2 separate regions of the Homo sapiens genome follow, and region 2 is linked to region 1. Evidence: chromatin contacts called from ENCODE Hi-C or POLR2A ChIA-PET data. All regions are on one chromosome and are shown on one strand. The core of a region is the stretch at or near the end of the contact, and the rest is flanking DNA. Distances in the headings are between cores, read along the strand shown. Region 1 has its middle 54 kb from the start of RUNX1. Region 2 overlaps LOC124905015 (a long non-coding RNA gene).

Region 1 (4,049 bases), core at 604-3,103:
ATATGGCCTCTGTCTCTGGCTGAGCAGCCATGAGTCCAGCTACCTCAGAGGTTCTACCCCTAAAAATCTACAGATGGATTGGGTTAGTGGGGGGTGACCAGTAGCCTCTGCCATGCCTGTACCATAGGTCTAACTTTTATTTTTATTCATGTGAATATGTGAGCCCCTCAGGAGACAGCAGACTCCACTGGGTCAGGGACAGTTTGAATGTATTCCACTGTTTTCTCCCCTACATATAACAGGGTGCTTGGCCCATAATAGGTGCTTAATAAATATGTATTGGATATTTAATAGAATAACTACTACTATTGCTAGTGCTGTTGCCACTAATACTACTATTACTATTATCCTCAGGACGGGATTTAATTTTCTGCATCATAAATTATTGTACTGAAATAGGGGTTCCTGAAAATCATGTATAAATCGTGAAGATAACCTCCCAAAATGGTCAAATAATAATAGTAATAAAAAATAATGTTCTCCCTTTAGGTATTTACCCAGTAATGGGATTGCTGGGTTGAATGGTATTTCCGTTTTTAAGTCTTTGAGGAAATGTCACACTGTCTTCCACAATGGCTGAACTAAGTTATTCAACACTATTCACAATAGCAAAGACATGGAATCAACCTAAATGTCCATAAATAATAGTCTGGATAAAGAAAATATGGTACATATACATGATGGAATACTACGCAGCCATAAAAGAGAACAAGATCATGTCCTTTGCAGGGACATGGATAGAGCTGGAGGCCATTATCCTTAGCAAACTAACACAGGAATGGAAAACCAAATACCACAAGTTCTCACTTATAAGTGGGAGTTAAGTGATGAGGACACATGGACACACAGAAAGAAACAACACACAATGGGGCCTTTTGGAGTTTGGAAGGTAGGAGGAGGGAGACAATCAGGAAAAATAACTGTTGGGTAGTAGGCTTAATACCTGGGTGATAAGATAATCTGTACAACAAACCCCTATGACACAAGTTGACCTGTGTAACAAACCTGCACTTGTACCCTTGAACTTAAAAGTTTTTTTTTAAAAAAGTTAACAGTAATAATTAACTTTGTTGTATAGAACAATAGAATAATAAATAGAAAATAAGGAACTTTAAAAGTCAAAATTAAAAAATAAAGAATAAAAATAATCGAGGCTTTGTTCTGCAAAATGTGTAGTATCAAATAAATATTGGGAAAGTTTACAGAGAAAAATAATACTAGTGGTGTCAAGTAATTCACAGTCAGGAATAACTTGAAGAGGCACAGAATGAGTGATTATGTTCATGTACCAAATGAGTAGGGATAAAATATAGTTAACAAATAAAATGCATGTTGGATATTAATGCAGGAAGGTAAACACCATTATTTGCCCTCACCAGGATATAAGGAAGCAGGTTTTTAATTGGCCTAGAACACCAAGGTCTAGGAAATGCCATGTTCAAAAGAAATAGGATCAATAGCTAAGCCAGTCAAAGCCATATACACCTGGAGTGAAATGTGTGACCATGATGGAAGAATGTGCACAGAGAGTTTGGTTGAAGATTAAAGGAGGGAGGGAGAGTGGGACGATGCTGGAGACCACCCATCCAGATGGAGGAAGCACTGATGTTTTCCAGGCATGGATCAAACAGCACAGATGCTGCCAGAGAGGTTGGGTGACTGCAGAGGGAGGGGCCCGGGTGCAGGGAGCCCACAGGGACAGCTGCTAGAAATCGACTTCAGTCCAAAGAGGAAGCGAGGCAGAGCTGCTTCTCTGGATCTATTCTAACCAAGGAGGAAGTGACGGGGGCCCTGGAGATAAAAGGAGCAGGTTACTCTAGAGCCTCCCACAGCCAACCATGGGTGAGCTGGGTATTGTCAGGTGGGTGACCGCCTTTTGAGGAGGCAGAACTCTAAAAGCTTAGAGCAAAGATTGGTGGAATTCTAAGACGTGAGCATGAAACAAGTCTGGAGAGGGAAGGGTCCTTGTTCATAGCACAATCCCGACTGGGAAGAAAATGGGGAAGTATCTCAAGAGGTAGCCAAACAGGAAATTCTCTGGTAAAGTCAGACGTAAGAACACTTGTACAAAAAAAAAAAAAAAAAGGAAAGAAGATGAACATAAATGCAAGTAAGAAATAGTGTTGAGAATCTTTGTGCTTCAAAGAAGTTTGCAAAATTTGCTAAGACCTAAAATGAGAGTCAAGTAAAAGAACAAAGGCAGGACAGATCTTCTGTAAGGGCAGCTAATATATAATGTAAACAGACAACAGAGAGAAAGGATAACAGCTCAACTGGGTTACATTAAACAAGTACTGACTGGCTGTCTTCTCTGTAAGCCACAACCAGACATAGGGCCATGACCCTGCTCATGAGGAACTCATGGGCCAGATAAGGAAAGTATACAAAGAACAAATGATGATCAGGATGGTAAATTTCCATAGTATTGGGTATCTCTAAATGAGAGAGTTCAATTGGTTAAGGGATTCATTTAGGAAACACTTCATCAAGGAGAACTCAGTGGTAGGTTTTGCAGGATTCCGATAGGGCTCTTGGATTGAGAAACACTTTAAAGAAAAGCAGAGGAAGAGAAACCTGTTGAAGATCATGAGAAGAAATGGTGGGAGGAGGAAAGAGTTAACCTGGAGTAAACTATCATAGAAATCTAGGAGATAATTTCTCCCAACAAAGCACCTGTAGAAGTTGAAGAACATGAAACAAATGTGCATGAGAATAGGAAAGTCCCAGTAATTTAAAGATAGTTTGAGTGGCATGCTGGAACAGAAACAAGGTCCCCAGAAGGTTTATGAGATGAGGGAGAGCATTAATTAATTCCAAAAATTTGCCTGTGATGGAAGCAAAAGAGAAAGTGGACAGTATAGAAAGATATAAGATCAAGGATGAATTTTGTGCTTTGTTCTTATTTTTAATTTGGTTTGTGGATGGAGATTTAAACATAGTTATTATATGTGCTTAGAGGGAAGAGGCAATAGAACGAAAGTTACTAGAAATGAAAGATAATGAGATGATTAATAAGGCATGACCCTGAAGGATGCAAGTAGGGGATAGGAACTGGAGTCCATGTGGGAACATTAGCTGTGAGAAGTGGGTATCACTTTTTCCATGGAAATTTCAGGGCTCTGAGAGTAGGTCCATCTGTAACCAGTGCTTGAGACAGAGCACTGAAGGTGTCACTTTGAGTCAGTTTTCATTAATTGGAGTATTAAGAAGACCTGTCACCCCCTAAAAGAAAGAGAAGAGATAGTTCCAAGGGGGATTTGAAGACTGTAGAGAAACAATGATTTAGGGGAATGGAAGAGGAAGGTATTATGGGACCTGTGGAAGGAGAGTGGGATATAGCTGAGCTTCCAGTTCAAGCTGGAGGCTATAGCTGCATAGGGCACCAACCCTCATGGTATGTGAGCTTCACCAGTAGTCCAGGTGTAGGAAGGGTGGATGGTTGTATTAATCCAGGGATGGAGTTTACCAGTGAGTGTGGTGGAAAAATGAGAATGGGAAAGAAGATGTAGACAGACAGAGGCTGAAGCCATGAGCTTCATGGCTTCAAGGCAAGAGCCATGAGATCCAGGCCACTAAGCAATAGGAATGAAGGCAACAAGGAAATGGAGCAATCGGAGCCCCTAAGAGATCAAAGAACAGGTGTAGTAGGCACACAGAATGATGACAAAAGATAACACAATATTATGGGCAGTGAGAGGGATCCTGGCAGAGAAGGAAGAATTCCAGGTAATATGCAGGGTGTGGCCCTAGGAGAGTGTGCCTGGAGTTGGGGGAATTGGAAATCAATGAAATTGAGAACGTCAAGAAAAGCGTGTTGAACGGAACATTTTCTAAAACTCATTGCTATGTTTATTTGTACACAGAGGAAACATGTAAGTGTGCTTCTATGCTAAGGGGAAGGCCTAGTAGAGAGGGAGATGAGGATACTGCAGAGAGGGAAGAGGGTTGAGGGAACAAGGTCTGGAGGAAGCAGGAGAGAAAGCAGGTCAGAGCATGGCTGATGGGATTGGCAGGAGAGAGAGGAAATAAGGAGCAGGAATTAAAAACGG
Region 2 (4,061 bases), core at 258-2,757, 120 kb before region 1:
TGTATTGAGAAGGGAATTGTATTGGGAAGAGAGCCCTTCAGGAAAAATTGTCAATGAGGAAATTATTTGTTTTCTTGTAACCGTATCATAGTTAAATCTCCATCAGTAGTGGATGGACAGAACCAAACTGCTAGTGTAAAAAGAAGATCTGAATACTTGTCCTGATTCTTTCACTTAGTAGCTGTGTGACCTGGAGCAAATTACTTAACCTCTCTGATTTGCAGTTTAGTTATGTGAAAAATGAGCATAAGTCCCTGCATAATTCATACGGAGGTAGTGAGGATAAATGTAATAATAGATGTAAAAATGTTGCAGTCCACTGGGAAACAGTAATACATGAAAGGTATGCTTAATATTTGGTTGTAAAATATAGCCTTTATTCTATGATGTCCGATTTTCTTGGCATTCACAACACTTAGAACCCACTAATAAAGCCATGCTAGCAAGAGTACAATTAAGGACAAGTTGGAAAACTGCCCAGTTCCCATGCATTTGATCTTAGTGAAGCACAGCACATTTGAAAGGACTGTGGATGCAGGAGCTGCATTTATGGGGAAGTCCCTCCATGAGGCCCTCTCCATCTACCCACCTGACCTCTTATCCTTCTACCCACTCCCGAACAATTTGCTCGGCTCAGCCCCCTCCGATCCAAAGCCTCTGTGATTCTAAGACCCAGGTGTGTTCTGGAGAAGATTAATCACAGGCAGACACAACTTTGCATTTCTTCCTTTCCCACCCACCTAACTTATTTCCACCAAAAAAAAAAAAAAAAAAAAAAAAGCCTTGAAGCAGGCTGGCAGAAGATAAAAGGGTCTCCAGTTTAGGTAGATATGCAAGAAAGGGAGAGCTGTTTGTAGAAACATCAGATCTTTCTTGGCCATGACTGGGCATCACTTTGCCCCATCTCCCATCTTTCCATAGCTAGAAGGAAGGATTCTCCTGGATACCTTCAAGGTTCATTTAAGTAGGACACAGAACTCATTGGCTCCCTTGTTCCTGGACTTCCCCTGCTAGTGGTGTGGTCTTTTCCTGACTAATCAAATCCCAGGAAACTTAGGAAACAAACTACAGAACAAGATATAATTTTGCAGGTGATTCAGCAGCTCTCAGATTTCTGTTCAGCTAGAAGGCAAATTTATCCTTCAAACCAGTATACCCATTTCTTCACATCTCCTGTGTCCCAGCAGTTGGATAAACTCTCCAGGTAATGGTGAATCAAGAAAAGGTCATCTGACAAGCTCAGTGAGTGAAAATGGCCCATCCCACTTTGCTGAAGTCACATCACGGGCTTGCTGTCACTGAAGGTCATTGCCATACCACTTCCTACAGGTCTTTGACCTCAAGGGCCGGAGGAACACTTTTCTCAGGCTCCTTTCTCCCCATTGCTGTGGTCCACAAATGTATTCACTGAAACAAGTAATTCTGCTTAGTTCCGAAATAAAGAAACTTAGGTCAGAGTTCTAACCAGAAACAGGAAATGCAGCCAGGGGAGGACAGAGTCAGAGGAAATTAGGCAGGGTGACTAGAAGAAAGAGGTTTTCAGAAATGCTTTCTGAACCTACTCCAGCACTCTGCCTCCCTGGAAGGCTGTAAAATCCATGCAGTTTATCCCAAATTTCCCACGTACAACACCAGACTCCTTCCTGGCATTAACATTGCTTTCCCTTCAGCACAACCTCTGCTCTCTGTTGCTAATTCAGTTTCAGTGTCTCCTTTCTCATGAACTCATACTCTCATGACCTGTAGCATGTGCAAAAGTAATTTAACGTATTTCACCTGATATTCTCTTTGGAATTCTCAGATGGTGGCATGAAAGTATAATGTAACTTCTGCATGTAAATGATGGATGTGTGAGTTTGTACGTGTGTGTGTGTGTGGGGTGCACACATGTTTGTGTTCACTCACCTGCCTGCGAGCCCATGTGCTCTAGCAATAGGATAGGAAGAGAGCTGTCCATGGTATGTCATTCATTCATTTGATATGTATTTATAGATCTACCACACACCATGCACCACTGTGCCTGCATGACCAGCTACAGGATGAAGAACAATTGCAATGAGGCCCTTGTCTTCAAGGAGCTTACAGTCCAGTGGGAGGGAAAAGCCATGGCAGTAAAGCTCAGGACATGCTGATAGCCTAAATACAGATAACTGTACCCATCCTTTACTTTAATATCCCTTTCAGGCTTACCCTCCACCCGAGTGCCAGACTCCCTTCCATACCCAAACATACCAGCCTCAAATATGTCTCAGCCTTGGAGTGCCATAGGGAGCCATCAGGAGAGGGAATCAATGCTAAGCCCCACCATGAAGAAAGCCAGAGCAGCTGAACACACAGCTTTGAGCTTCCTGTAGGTCACTGCAAAGAAGGAAAGAAAAAAAAAAGACCACATGACCAAAGACCACATGACCAAACTTTCTCATGAAATAATGTGGCAGATTACACCCTCAAATGGTACAAAATTTCCCCATGTAGTTTATCTATTATCTAACTGTTGATTTCAAGGGATGCCAGATAGGGAAAAGTCTTCTCTAAATTGACATGTTTTATCCTTTTCCACTTCCATTCTTACCTTCCCAGCTTTTTGCAGGGACAAATACATATTAGACTGAGGCACATTTTGAAATTTCTGTTCAAAATATATTATTATCCGCAACTCTCAAGGTGGATTCTGAAAGATTATTTAAATATTTTATGCTATTAAATGTTTCAAATACACCAAACAATATGTGTGCCTATGATTTATATGCAAGATATACAGAATATAAAATAAGCACTCCTCTACTCATTCATTCATTCATCTGATACATATGGTATGTTTGGGTATTGAAGGGAGTCTGGCACTCAGGTTGAGGGTCAACCAGAAAGGGATATCAAAGTAAAGTATGGGTGGATTTGTGTGCATTTATGCTATCAGCATGTCCTGAGCTATAGAGTCATGGCTTTCCTCTCCCACTAGACTGTAGTAAGCTCCTTGAAGACAAGCACCTCATTGCAATTGTTCTTGTCCTATAGCCAGTCATACAGGCACAGTGGTTCTTGGTCCATGGTAGATCTATGAGTATGCTCCAGAAGAACATAAAAATGCAGTGACACTCTCTGCTTTCTCCTTCAACAGGTGAACATGATCTGAAATTCGTGTATTTATTGCCTGGTTTTCCTTATAGGTTTCCTCCTATGTATGTGCCCCCAGTCAAGATATGTTTGAGTATTTGAACTTTTTATACGTGGTTCTCTGATGAACGAATAATCTGTCAGTGCCATTTTTGCTTCACATTATATTTGTGAGATCCACGTGTTTTCTTTGCTCATCAATCCTTTATCTGTATCTGGATTCTGGGGCCATCTTCCTTTCCTTTGAACATACATCCTAAAGAAGTTCTATTAGTGAGGACCTGCTGGTAATAGATTCTCTTGCTGTTGCTTGTGTGAAAATATGTTTATTTTGCTGAAAGACATTTCCACAATGCTATAAAATGAAAGTTATTCAACAAATACCTCTTGAATGAACAATTTGCCTTTATTCATTATTACAGAACCAAAATGTATCTGCAAATATCAGTGTTCTGGATAATTCAAAATGTGTTGAGGCAGAGTCTGTCATCCCTACAGAAACACATGTCTCTTAGATTAGAGCTGGGACATTCCAATCTACCCCATGCTGTTTTTGAACACATTTCTCTTCCTTGAGTCAGTTTGCAGTTTGATGGCAACTTTCTCTCAGCCCTCTGAAGATGTGATTGTACTGCATTTTTTTTTATTATTTTACTTTAAGTTCTGGGATACATGTGCAGAAAGTGCAGGTTTGTTACATAGGTATACATGTGCCATAGTGGTTTGCTGCCCCTATCAACCCGTCATCTAGACTTTAGGCCCCTCATGCATTAGGTATTTGTCCTAATGCTCTCCCTCCCCTTGCCCCCACCCTGCCTCCCAACAGGCCCCAGTGTGTGTTGTTCCCCTCCCTGTGTCCATGTCTTCTCATTGTTCAACTCCCACTTAATGAGTGAGAACATGCAGTGTTTGGTTTTCTGTTCCTGTGTTAGTTTGCTGAGGATGAT

What was found. A loop is a pair of places that touch in the nucleus more often than their neighbours do. ChIA-PET counts read pairs that join two places held with the same protein, here RNA polymerase II (POLR2A). Pooled maps may share reads with other maps.
Region 2: a pooled map shows a loop between it and region 1 (2.0-fold over the local background). The contact joins two enhancer-like sites. A Hi-C loop is called at or near these places in 10 of 50 pooled maps. POLR2A ChIA-PET finds 5 or more read pairs at or near these places in 2 of 52 experiments (activated CD4-positive, alpha-beta T cell and activated T-cell).

Annotation. Positions count from the first base shown.
Region 1 is chr21:35,100,940-35,104,988 of GRCh38, reverse strand. No RefSeq gene overlaps it. Among named protein-coding and RNA genes, the nearest start is that of RUNX1, 54 kb to the right of the region's middle. Within about 2 kb of position 1,853, at least 6 of the 41 ENCODE cell types and tissues checked have a DNase peak (open chromatin) inside an H3K27ac peak, as active enhancers do.
Region 2 is chr21:35,220,102-35,224,162 of GRCh38, reverse strand. All of the region lies in intron 1 of LOC124905015 (a long non-coding RNA gene), which reads left to right. Among named protein-coding and RNA genes, the nearest start is that of RUNX1, 170 kb to the right of the region's middle. Within about 2 kb of position 1,507, at least 3 of the 41 ENCODE cell types and tissues checked have a DNase peak (open chromatin) inside an H3K27ac peak, as active enhancers do.